2 separate regions of the Homo sapiens genome follow, and region 1 is linked to region 2. Evidence: read pairs that join two places in POLR2A ChIA-PET (ENCODE). Cell type or tissue: endothelial cell of umbilical vein. All regions are shown on one strand. Each heading gives the region's core, and the rest is flanking DNA. Links, peaks and the distances in the headings are about the cores only.

What was found. Peaks named below come from ENCODE experiments on the same cell type or tissue, not always from the same donor. Only the 100,000 strongest peaks of a DNase experiment are listed, where the experiment ranks them.
Region 1: POLR2A ChIA-PET joins it to region 2 with 6 read pairs; 6 of 35 experiments call an interaction of 5 or more read pairs at or near these places.

The regions. Positions count from the first base shown.
Region 1 is chr3:129,807,005-129,812,384 of GRCh38, forward strand. All of the region lies in intron 4 of TMCC1 (transmembrane and coiled-coil domain family 1), which reads right to left. Among named protein-coding and RNA genes, the nearest start is that of TMCC1, 84 kb to the right of the region's middle. In endothelial cell of umbilical vein, for the core only: no CTCF peak of the experiment used is centred there; a DNase peak (open chromatin) is centred at 2,507.
Region 2 is chr3:129,632,113-129,637,492 of GRCh38, forward strand. It overlaps the pseudogene CARMIL2P1. Among named protein-coding and RNA genes, the nearest start is that of PLXND1, 28 kb to the left of the region's middle. In endothelial cell of umbilical vein, for the core only: no CTCF peak of the experiment used is centred there; no DNase peak of the experiment used is centred there.

The sequences.
Region 1 (5,380 bases), core at 328-5,327, 170 kb after region 2:
GAATACAGCTATATGTGATAACATGGATCAATCTTAGAAACCTATTTTTGCCTAAAAAGCAAGCCCTAAAAGACTACATAAGCTATGGTATCATTTTACAAAGCCCCCAAGCAGGCAAAACTAAACAATAGTTGTTTAGTGTCAACAAACATTTGTAGTAATTCTTCTTTTAGAAGTCCAGGTACTGAAATATATAATTTAGGACAGGAGGAGAACTGTAAAGAGTTACAAAAGCATGGCAATGGTAATGTTCCCATTCTTATGTTGTATGGCTGGTTCACAGGTAGTGTATTACTATGTGTCATAGCTTATATGTTTATTTTATATGAATAAAATATTACACAATAAAATATAAAATACAGAATATAAAAATATTGAAAGAAGTTTTTTAAAACCAGTGTTTCCAGATCCAGTCTTTGAGTTTTCCAGATTGAAAGGACTCATAAATTTTCCAGATTGAAAGACTCCTAAGGCTGCATAGTACTGAGTCTGCTGAGTACTTCTGAGTCCTATGCCTTGGGCTGCCAAGATGACCCACACCAAGGCCCATCATTGTACAACTTCAGGACAACAGAGACAAAGAGAAGAGCTTTTTTTGAAATTCTAGAGAGAAAAACAGGTGATACCCAGAGGGTCAAGAATCAGAATGGCACCAGATTTTTTGTCAATACTGGAAGCTAAAAGCTAACAATACAAGAATACATGGGCAATTTATTTACAACCTAAAATTCAGTACTCAGCCAAACTACCATTAAAGTATAAAGGTAAAATAAATTTTGGAATGGGCATAATTTCTGAAAAATTATCTTCCATGCACCCTTATTCTATAAGGCTCATAGAGTGTACATTTCAAGAAAAGAAAGGAATAAACCAAAAAGAGGATATGAAATCAAGGAACCAAAGAATGTTATTTATTAATAGATTAAGGAGTCCCAGAACAAAAGATGTGCAACACTCTTGGAGAGTAGTCAATTCAGACTAGAGGAAAAGTGAGAGCTTCCAGAAGTGTATCTCCAAGAAAAGCTGAAACTGAGAAGAGTAAATGCTGTTTTGAAAATATTGAGAGATTTTGGGAGGATCGCTTGAAACTGGGGTCGGGGGTGGGGGGTCAAGGCTGTAGTGAGCTGCGACTGTGCTATGGCACTCCAGCCTGGGTGACAGAGCAAGACCCTGTCTAAAAATATATATATAAATAAGGCTGGGCATGATGGCTCACGCCTGTAATCCCAGCACTTTGGGAGGCCAATGCAGGCAGATCACCTGAGGTCAGGAGTTTGAGACCAGCCTGGCCAACATGGTGAAACCTCGTCTCCACTAAAAATGCAAAATTTAGTGGGTATGGTGGTGTGCACCTGTAATCCTAGCTACTCGGGAGGCTGAGGCAAGAGAATAGCTTGAACCCAGGAGGTGGAGGTTGCAATGAGCCAAGATCACACCACTGAACTCCAGCCTGTGCAACAGAGCAAGACTCCATCTCAAATAATAATAATAATAATAATAAAATTTAAAAAAAAGAAAATAATGAAAGATTTACAGTTCTTTGAGAATTTGGAGAGAACCCAATGACAGTTATAAACAACAAAAATTAAAGCAATTAACTCCAGAGACAGCAAAAAGGTGTATAAAAAGGGAAGTGTAATCATATTATACTACAAAGCTCAAGTTGTAAATATATTTACATTGGCATAATGTAAACAGCATATTGAAATATAACTAAAATTTTAATAAGATATGGATAGGAAAAAGATAATAAGAAAGCTACATGATCATTTTCATTAAAGGAAGTCAAGATATCCAAAACAGAAAAAAAAATAGCAGCATAAGCATGTTATTTAGAAAATATTTAGATAAATTTCAGAATAAAAAATTAAAAGATCAAAAAGTTAAAATAAATTTTACTTGGGTTAGATATGCTGGAAAAAAAAAAAAAAAAACAAAGAAACTTGTTTCTGAGAGCTTAACAAACCTGGAAGATTAGGCCAGGAGCAGTGGCTCACACCTGTAATCCCAGATCACGAGGTCAGGAGATCCTGACCTGGCTAACCATCCTGGCTAACACAGTGAAACCGCATCTCTACTAAAAATACAAAAAGTTAGCTGGGTGTGGTGGCAGGCACCTGTAGTCCCAGCTACTTGGGAGGCTGAGGCAGGAGAGTGGTGTGAACCCAGGAGGTGGAGCTTGCAGTGAGCTGAGATCGCGCCACTGCACTCCAGCCTAGGCGACAGACCAAGATTCCATCTCAAAAAAAAAAAAAAAAAAAAATTCTGGAAGATTATATTAAATAAATCTACAGAAAGTTGTTCACAAAAAATAACATTTAAAATAGAAGATTCACAAGCAAGTAAAATGTTTCATACTCCTAGTGTTGGAAAGCAGATATGACTTTTAAATTCCTGGTTTTAATAATTCTCTGTAAGACTAAGGACACAAACACATATCTGAAATAATATTAACTTCTTAATTTCATTTGTTCCTGTAGCTTACTGTTGGCCTAAAGCCACACAATTCAGCCTTCCTTTGTCAGGATGCATTTCAGAGCTTCCAGCTGTAATTTTTTAAATGGTACTGTAACAATACAGTATTGTGAAGCCACAGACAGTAAATGATAAGAGATACAAACTGACAGGAAGAAAAAAAAAATCTCCAGGGTGCAAAAGAAGAGAGAGAGAGGTAAAGACAGTATTTATAGAAAAACATTTAGTTAAAGTACTGAAATCCTGCAAAAAAGAATAGCTTTTGGTATTTTCCATACTGAACATTAATGCATTTTGCAAACAATTTTCCCGGTTTCAGTAGTAGCCAATTCTTTTTTTACCTCTTTTTAGGTAAATCCCACTAAAACAGTACATTTAATCTTGATGTGACAAAGCAAGTTACTCATCTAAATAAGGACCCTGATTTTATTTAGTTTTACTGATTTTATGTAGAAAAACATTAGAGCTACAAATCCTCATAACAATGAAAACAACATGTGAAAGTCAAACTTGTCTTGAATTTCTGTACTAATCCACACATCTCTGCACCCTAAGGCAACAAAAGATACTGATACAGAACTATGAGCAAAAATCAGGCTGGATGCGGTAGCTCACACCTGTAATCCCAGCACTTTGGGAGGCCAAGGTGGGTGGATGGCTTGAGCTCACAAGTTCAAGACCAGCCTGGGCAACATGGTAAAACCCCATTTCTACAAAAACATACAAAAATTAGCTGGGCATGGTGGCGGGCACGTGTAGTCCCAGCTACTAGGGAGGCTGAGGTGGGAGAATCACTTAAACCCAGGAGGCAGGGGTTGCAGTGAGCCAAGATTGCACCACTGGGCAACAGAGTGAGAGACACTGTCTCCCAAAAAAAACAAAACAAAACTAAGCAAAAATCAAGAGACATATATCACATACTAGTACGCAGAACCAAAACAGGTAATTTATACTGTGGCCTAAATCCTCCTGAACTATAATCGGATCACAAAACCTTTATACTCATTCTCATAAAGCTAAACTCCTGACAATAGAAAACAGCTTGCATTTTATCTTTATGTACAGAAACTTAAGCAAGTTCACCCTATATCTTAAGGCTCAATGGGCAAACATTCCTAAGAAGAATATGTTAATCTCACAAGCATTTATCTGCTTAAACTGAACTTGATTCTATGGTATAACTCATCACAAATTATATAATATAAAGACAATGTATGACATCAACGAATATGGAAGGAAGCTTATCAAAGCAATGTTTCAATTCATAAGCAATCACATTTACAACAACAAAATTAGGTAAATTGTTTCCTTCAGGTGTTTTGCATTTTTATAGAAAATAACAATTCTATGGAGCAGAAAACCTGGATACTGTTCTTTCACCTAGAAGAATGTATAGCTGTGTCTTGAACATCTACAACTGTTGAAACAAGTTTAATGTTATTGGAAAGCCTGTGGTGAGCTTAAGGCAGAAAACAATGTTTAAGGTATTCTAGTCCTATCCTATGGTAAAATGGTTATTTAAATGTGCATTTGCACAGCTGCTTAACATATGAGTTTTTTTAATTAATAAACCAAGAGTATGCTCCCTAAGACTGTGTATGTTCTTCTAAATAAGCTTCTATATCACTAAAATTCTAAAGCGTATTCCTCAGAGCATCCACATGGGGAAGGTTATATTGATCAGTTACTCTGATGCACTACTCCATTGTTAAGCTTACAAAGAAATGCTCAGAAACAAATAGATCAGAATTAGGATGCTCACTTTCATGGCCATTCATTTTATATATTATTTTTAATTTTTTAGAGATAGGATATCACTCTGTTGCCCAGACTGGACTGCAGTGGCACAGTCAACAGCTCCCTGTAACCTCAACTCTTGGCCTCAAGTGATCCTCCTGCCTCAGCCTCCCAAGTAGCTTGGACTACAGGTGTGTGCCACCACACCTGGCTGTTTTTTTTAAAATTTCTTGTAGAGACAGGGGTCTCACTGTGTTGCCCAGGCTGGTCTTGAACTCCTGGCTCCAGTGATCCTCCCACATCAGCCTCCCAAAGTGCTGGGATTAGGGGCATGAGCCACTGTGTCCAACCATTTGAGAAAAGTGATCCTGAGATGGGAATTTTCTCAGCAAATCTTCAATAAATGCAAGACTATGCATTTTTTTAAAAAAGAAATCAAGTTTTGGGCCAGGTGCAGTGGCTCATACCTGTAATCCCAGCACTTTGGGAGGCTGAGGTGGGCAGATCACCTGAGGTCAGGGGTTCGAGCCCAGCCTGGCCAACATGGCGAAACCCTGTCTCTACTAAAAATACAAAACTTAGCTGGGCGTGGTGGCATGCGCCTGTAATCCCAGCTACTCAGGAGGCTCAGGAAGGAGAATCACTTGAACCCAGTAGGCGGAGGTTGCAGTGAGCCCAGGTTGTGCCACTGCACTCCAGCCTGGGTGACAGAGCAAGACTCTGCCTCAATTTAAAAAAAAAAAAAAGAAAGAAAGAAATCAAGTTTTGGTGATTCTTACTATTCAATACTCTTAGATTCATTAGTACAGAAGGGCTTTTACCTTTGTGTTAACAATGAGAAATGGCTGGGCGTGGTGGCTCATGCCTATAATCCCAGCACTTTGGGAGGCCAAGGTGGGCAAATCACCTGAGATCAGGAAATCAAGATCAGCCTGGCCAACACAGTGAAACTCCATCTCTGCTAAATATGCAAAAATTAGCTAGATGTGGTGGCACGCACCTGTAATCCCAGCTTCTTGGGAAGCTGAGGCAGAAGAATCACTTGAATCTGGGAGGTGGAGGGTGCAGTGAGATCACGCCACTGCACTCCAGCCTAGGCAACAGAGCAAGACTCTGTCTCAAAAAAAAAAAAAAAAAAAAAAAGCCAATGAGAAAAAAACAGGGCATT
Region 2 (5,380 bases), core at 285-5,284:
GTTCCAAGGCTGGATCCTAGCCTTGGGGATGGAGGTGCCTTGAACTTCGGCCTGCATTTGAAGACGGGGAAGCGCTGCAGTCGCAGGGGCTGTTCAGCAGGGGCCTGGAGCTGGTCCTCAAGCACAGACACCGCTCACGGCCCTGCCGAGAGAGGCTGCAGCCTCAGCTGGCCATCTTCATTCCTGGGGCTGAAACAAGGGTCCTCCAGGAGGCCCAGGCTGCCTGGGGAGGGGCCGGCTCTGCAGGGCCTTGGGCTTTGACCAGGGGAAGGAGGGCCTGGGCCATCCTGTTGGCCCCAACCATGGCTCCTGAGCTCTGCATTCAACTGCTGCCCCACTGTCTTCCAGGTTGCAGCCTCGGGCTTGCAACTGAGATTTCTGTCTCAGTCATTGGTTGCTTCACACTTGGTCTCTCCCTTTCTAAAGCTGGGGGCATCTTGAAGCGCCCTCAGGGGATTTATATCTCGGGGTCACAGTCACGCGCCCATCCATTGAGGGACTGGGAGGTCCCTGAGGAGGGAAGCCCAGCCCCTGAGCCTGCTTATCATCCAGCTGGGTGGACAGAAGTGTGGACACACAGCACAGCTCACCATGGAGCGGGTGCGAAGTGTAGCATAGCCGACACTGGCGTGGATATGCAGGGGAGAGCGAAGACGTCCTAGAGGGCCTGTGTGGGGGAGGGAGAAGCACTGGTCACAGGCTGTCCTAGAGACTTTGCGTGGATTAACTCATGAAATCCTCATAGTAACTTCATGGGACCAGTGCTGCATTATGTCAATTTTTTAGCTGCATTAAAGAGGCAGCCAGAAGTGAAGTGGATTGCCTGAGGTCACCAGGCTTGGGCAGAAGGCTCCAGAATACCTGCTCTGCCCACTTCGGGTATGCCTCACAGACATGTTGCCCCAGAGGCCCCAGGGGCACCTGACCACCAGGGCTCTGCAGAACAAGCCCGGCCCTGAGAGTGCTCTGCTGCTCTGGGACTGCGGTTCGGGCTTCCAGGGGTGGCAAAGATGCTGTGACCCACTTGTGGCGGGGCAGGGCTGGGCCCTGTGGGAAACAGTGGGTGGCCTGCCTCCTGGACACACTGTGGCCCCACATCAGGGCAGTGCTGAAGCGGCCTGGTGTGGCCGCTGCACTTCCGGATTCTCAGCCTCCTCTGCTGTCAGCCATCCACTGAGCAAAGGGCAGAGGGGCAGGGACGGGGCTCTGCTTCGAGACTTTCCTCTTTCATCCTCCCTTTGGTTGCCTACTCATGCCATCCAGAGATCAAGTCCTCACCTTTCCTATCAGCGCAAATCATTGTTTTCTAGCTGGTTTACCTTGGGCGAGACCCCATCTCTCTGGCTTCATCAGCAAAAAATTCATATTAGTTTGGGCCATATGAAGTTACTGCTTCTGTAGATCCAAAACCAGTTGGATTTTGGAAAAAACACATGGGTCAACCTAATAGTATCCAGTGGCGATACTGGGAGGCCTGAGCATGATGTTACACATAGTGACTTAGCACAGTCCCTGGCACAGGCATGCACTTCACAGAAAGGCAAGTGCTGGGTCCTAGCTGGCATTAAGTCAGGGACCATTAGGGCGCTCTGCAAGGGTGACAGATGCAGAAGTGAATAAGAAGAGGTTTGTGCCTTAAGGAGCTTGTGGGAGCCACATGGATATGCAGCTTACTGAAACACATCCCAAACTAGATTAGGCCAGAAAGGGGATCAGTGCAAAGTAGACTGGCATCTCTTACATGATCAAAAGACAGGCTGAGCAGCCAAGCCACGCGGAGGGTGAGTGTACTGTGGTCGCGGGAGGCTGGGCCCCGCCCTGGGGGCTGTGGTGGGTGCTGTCTCTCACCTCCCCTGCCTGCCTGCAGCCTTTCACAATGACCTGCCCCTAGGGCCCAAGAACCGGCACTGCCTCCCTCTGGTCCCAAGCTCCAAAGCCCCACACTGAGAATGTGGTGGCTCCCATGAAGACTGCATGGCTGGAGGGAGGTGTGGTCATGAGGGGAGGCGCTGGCAGGCAGTGCCTTACAGGTCCACCACCACGTGTCACTGGGCTGCAGGTGGCAAAACCCACTCAAACTAGCTTCAGCAATAAAGAGAACTTACTGGCTCATGACAAGGGAGGTTCAAGAGATGAAGGTGGCTTCAGGTGGGACTGCATCCAGGGGCTAGACTGGTTTTACCAGAAACTCAACTCTGGCCTCTGTGTCTGGGCTTTGCCTGCCTCCCTTGTGACTTCATGCTCAGGTCTATCCAGACTGTGCTCTGGCAGCCCTGGCTACACAGGGTCCTTGTAGGCGGTGAGTTTAGGGAGTAGAGCTCCTCTCTGAATGTAGCCATCAGGAGTCCCAGGATCGACTCCAGTTGGCCTGACTTAGATCACGTGTCCATCCCTTGAGCCAGAGGTCAGGTGGGAATTAGTTTCATGTGAACTACGGGGAGTGTGAACAAAAGTTCTCTGAAAAGGGATTTGGAGAAAAGAAACTTTATTATTATTTTCTTGAGACAGGCCCTTGCTCTATTGCCCAGGCTGGGGTGCAGTGGCACGATCATGCCTCACTGAAGCCTCAACTTCCTGGACTCAAGTGATCCTCCCACCTCAGCCACTTGAGGAGCTGGGAGTATAGGTGCACACCACCATGGCTGGCTAATTTTTCTTTCTTTTTTTCTTTTCTTTTCTTTTCTTTTTTTTTTTTTTTTTGAGATGGAGTCTCACTCTGTCATCCAGGCTGGAGTGCAGTGGCATGATCTCAGCTCACTGCAACTTCCGGCTCCCAGGTTCAAGCAATTCTCCTGCCTCAGCCTCCTGAGTAGCTGGGATTACAGGCATGCGCCACCACACCCAGCTAAATTTTTGTATTTTTGGTAGAGACGGAGTTTCACCATGTTGGCCAGGCTGGTCTTGAACTCCTGACCTCAAGTGATCCACCCTCCTCGGCCTCCCAAAGTGCTGGGATTACAGGCGTGAGCCACCGTGCCCAGCCAATGCCTGGCTAATTTTTAAATTTTTATAGAGACTATGTTGCCCAGGCTGGTCTCGAACTCCTGAGCTCAAGCGATTCTCCAGCTTTGGCCTCCCACAGTGCTAGGATTACAGGTGTGAGTCACCATGCCTGGCCAGGAAATAGACTTCATTCCAGTGAACAGTTTGCAAACCAGGGAGATGCAGCCTTTGGTATAAAATGAAGGTGCATTCCAGAGAACAAAGGGAGGGTTCAGGTTTTATAGGGAAAGTCCCTGCCCAGGTTCCCAATCAGGTCTATTTATGCAAATGAAGGATTCAAATTTGCTTAGTTTTAATTAGTCAACACAGCTGAGCCCTGATTGGTTGATACAGCTGAGCTGAGATTGGTTGACATAACTGAGCTGTGAGTGGCTGGTGCAAGTGAGCTCTGAACACCCCAAAATTGAAGAGAGAGGTGTGGATTTTCAGGGAACTCAGTATGTGTGTGACCTCTAGTCAGCAAATGGCCCCTTGGCTCTGTTTTAAATTTAGGCCCAGTTAGCCACTAAGGATCCGTCCTGAAGGATTAGCTCTTTCAGGTTCACATTTGTTCACAAGAATGAGGATGGGTGAGAAAGTTTACCAGAAGAAGGATTCAGTACAGTAAAACCTCAAATTAACCAATAGTACCAATTCAGCAATTCAGGCCTTGATCTTTGGATCGTGTGTGTGGACGACAGAAGGGAGATGGAAGAGGAAAGTCTTGAAGAAGAGCCCCAGTTCCTGCCTGTCTGCCCTTTGCTCAGTGGATGGCTGATAGCAGAGGAGGCTGATAATCCAGAAGTGCAGCGGCTACACCTATGGATAGGTGCTACTACAGAGAGTGTGACAGAGGTGGAGAGCTCAACTGCATGTATGTGAGGACATCAGAACAGGCTTCACAAAGGAGAGGCTCCCTAAGTCCTCAAAAAGTTACATCTAGAATCACGACATGACCCAGCAATGCCACTCCTAGGTATATATCCAAAGGAATTGAAAACAGGGACTCAAACAAGTGCATGTACACCCAAGTGCACAGCAGCACTATTCACAATAGCCAACAGATGAAAACAGGTGTCCATCAACTAATGATAAACAAAGTGTGGTCTATCCATACAGTGAAATATCATTCAGCCATAAAAAGGAATGAAGTCTTGACATACTCTACAACATGGGTGAACCTTGAAACTGTGCTAAGTGAAAGAAGCCAGGCACAAACGATCACATACTGTATGATTCCACTTGTGTGAAACATCCAGAATAGGTCAATCCACGTGGACAGAAAGCATACTGGTGGCTACCCGGGGTGAGTAGAAGGGGAGAATGGGGAGCAACTACTTAATGGGTATGGGATTTCCTTTTGGGGTGATGAAAATGTTTTCAAATTAGATAGAGGTAATGGTTGCACAATATTGTGAATACACTAAATGCCATGCAGTTTTTCACTTTAAAATGGTTAATTTGAGTTTCACCTAACAAAACAAAACAATAACACGTCACCCCTCCCCCCCAAAAAAAGACAAATGATGTATCTTATGTGGTATTTGCTTCAAAATGATTCAGATTGAAGTGACGTGGGAAGTGGAGGGCAGGTATAGATGAAGCAGGGTTCACCAGAAGTTAGTAACTGTTGGCTGGGCATGGTGGCCCATGGCTGTAATCCCAGCACTTTGGGAGGCTAAGGCAGTTGGACCACCTGAGGTCAGGAGTTTGAGACCAGCCTGGCCAACATGGTGAAACCCCATCTCTACCAAAAAATACAAAAATTAGCTGGGTGTGGTGGCATGTGCCTGTAGTCCCAGCTACTTGGGAGGCTGAGGTGGGAGAATCCCTTGAACCTGGGAGATGGAGGTTGCAGTGAACCAAGATCGTGCCATTGCACTCCCGCCTGGGTGACAGAGCGAGACTCTATCTCACAAAAAAAGAAGTTGGTAATTGTTGATTGTAGTTCATTATATTCTTCTCTTTTTGTAGATTTTTGGGAAATTTCATTGTAAAAAGTTAAATAAAAGAATAAGTAAGAGTCATATCCCAAAAACTGTTGCCAAGACCAATGGCAAAGAGCCTTTTTCTTATATTTTCTTCTAGAAGCCAGTTTTATTTGCCAAGTTAATTTTTGCCAAGTTAATAATGTTTTTATTATTATGGCTTTGTAGTATAGTTTGAAATCAGGACATATGATGCTTCCAGCTTTGTTCTTCTTTCTCAAGATTGCTTCGGCTATTTGGGTGCTATGTTAGCCCATTCTTGCATTGTTGTAAAGACATAACTGAGGCTGGGTAATTTATAATGAAAAGAAGTTTAATTTTGGCTCACTGTTCTGCAGGTTGTACACGAAGCATAGTGCCAGCATTGGCTTCTGGTGAGGGTCCCAGGACACTCACAATCATGGTGGAAG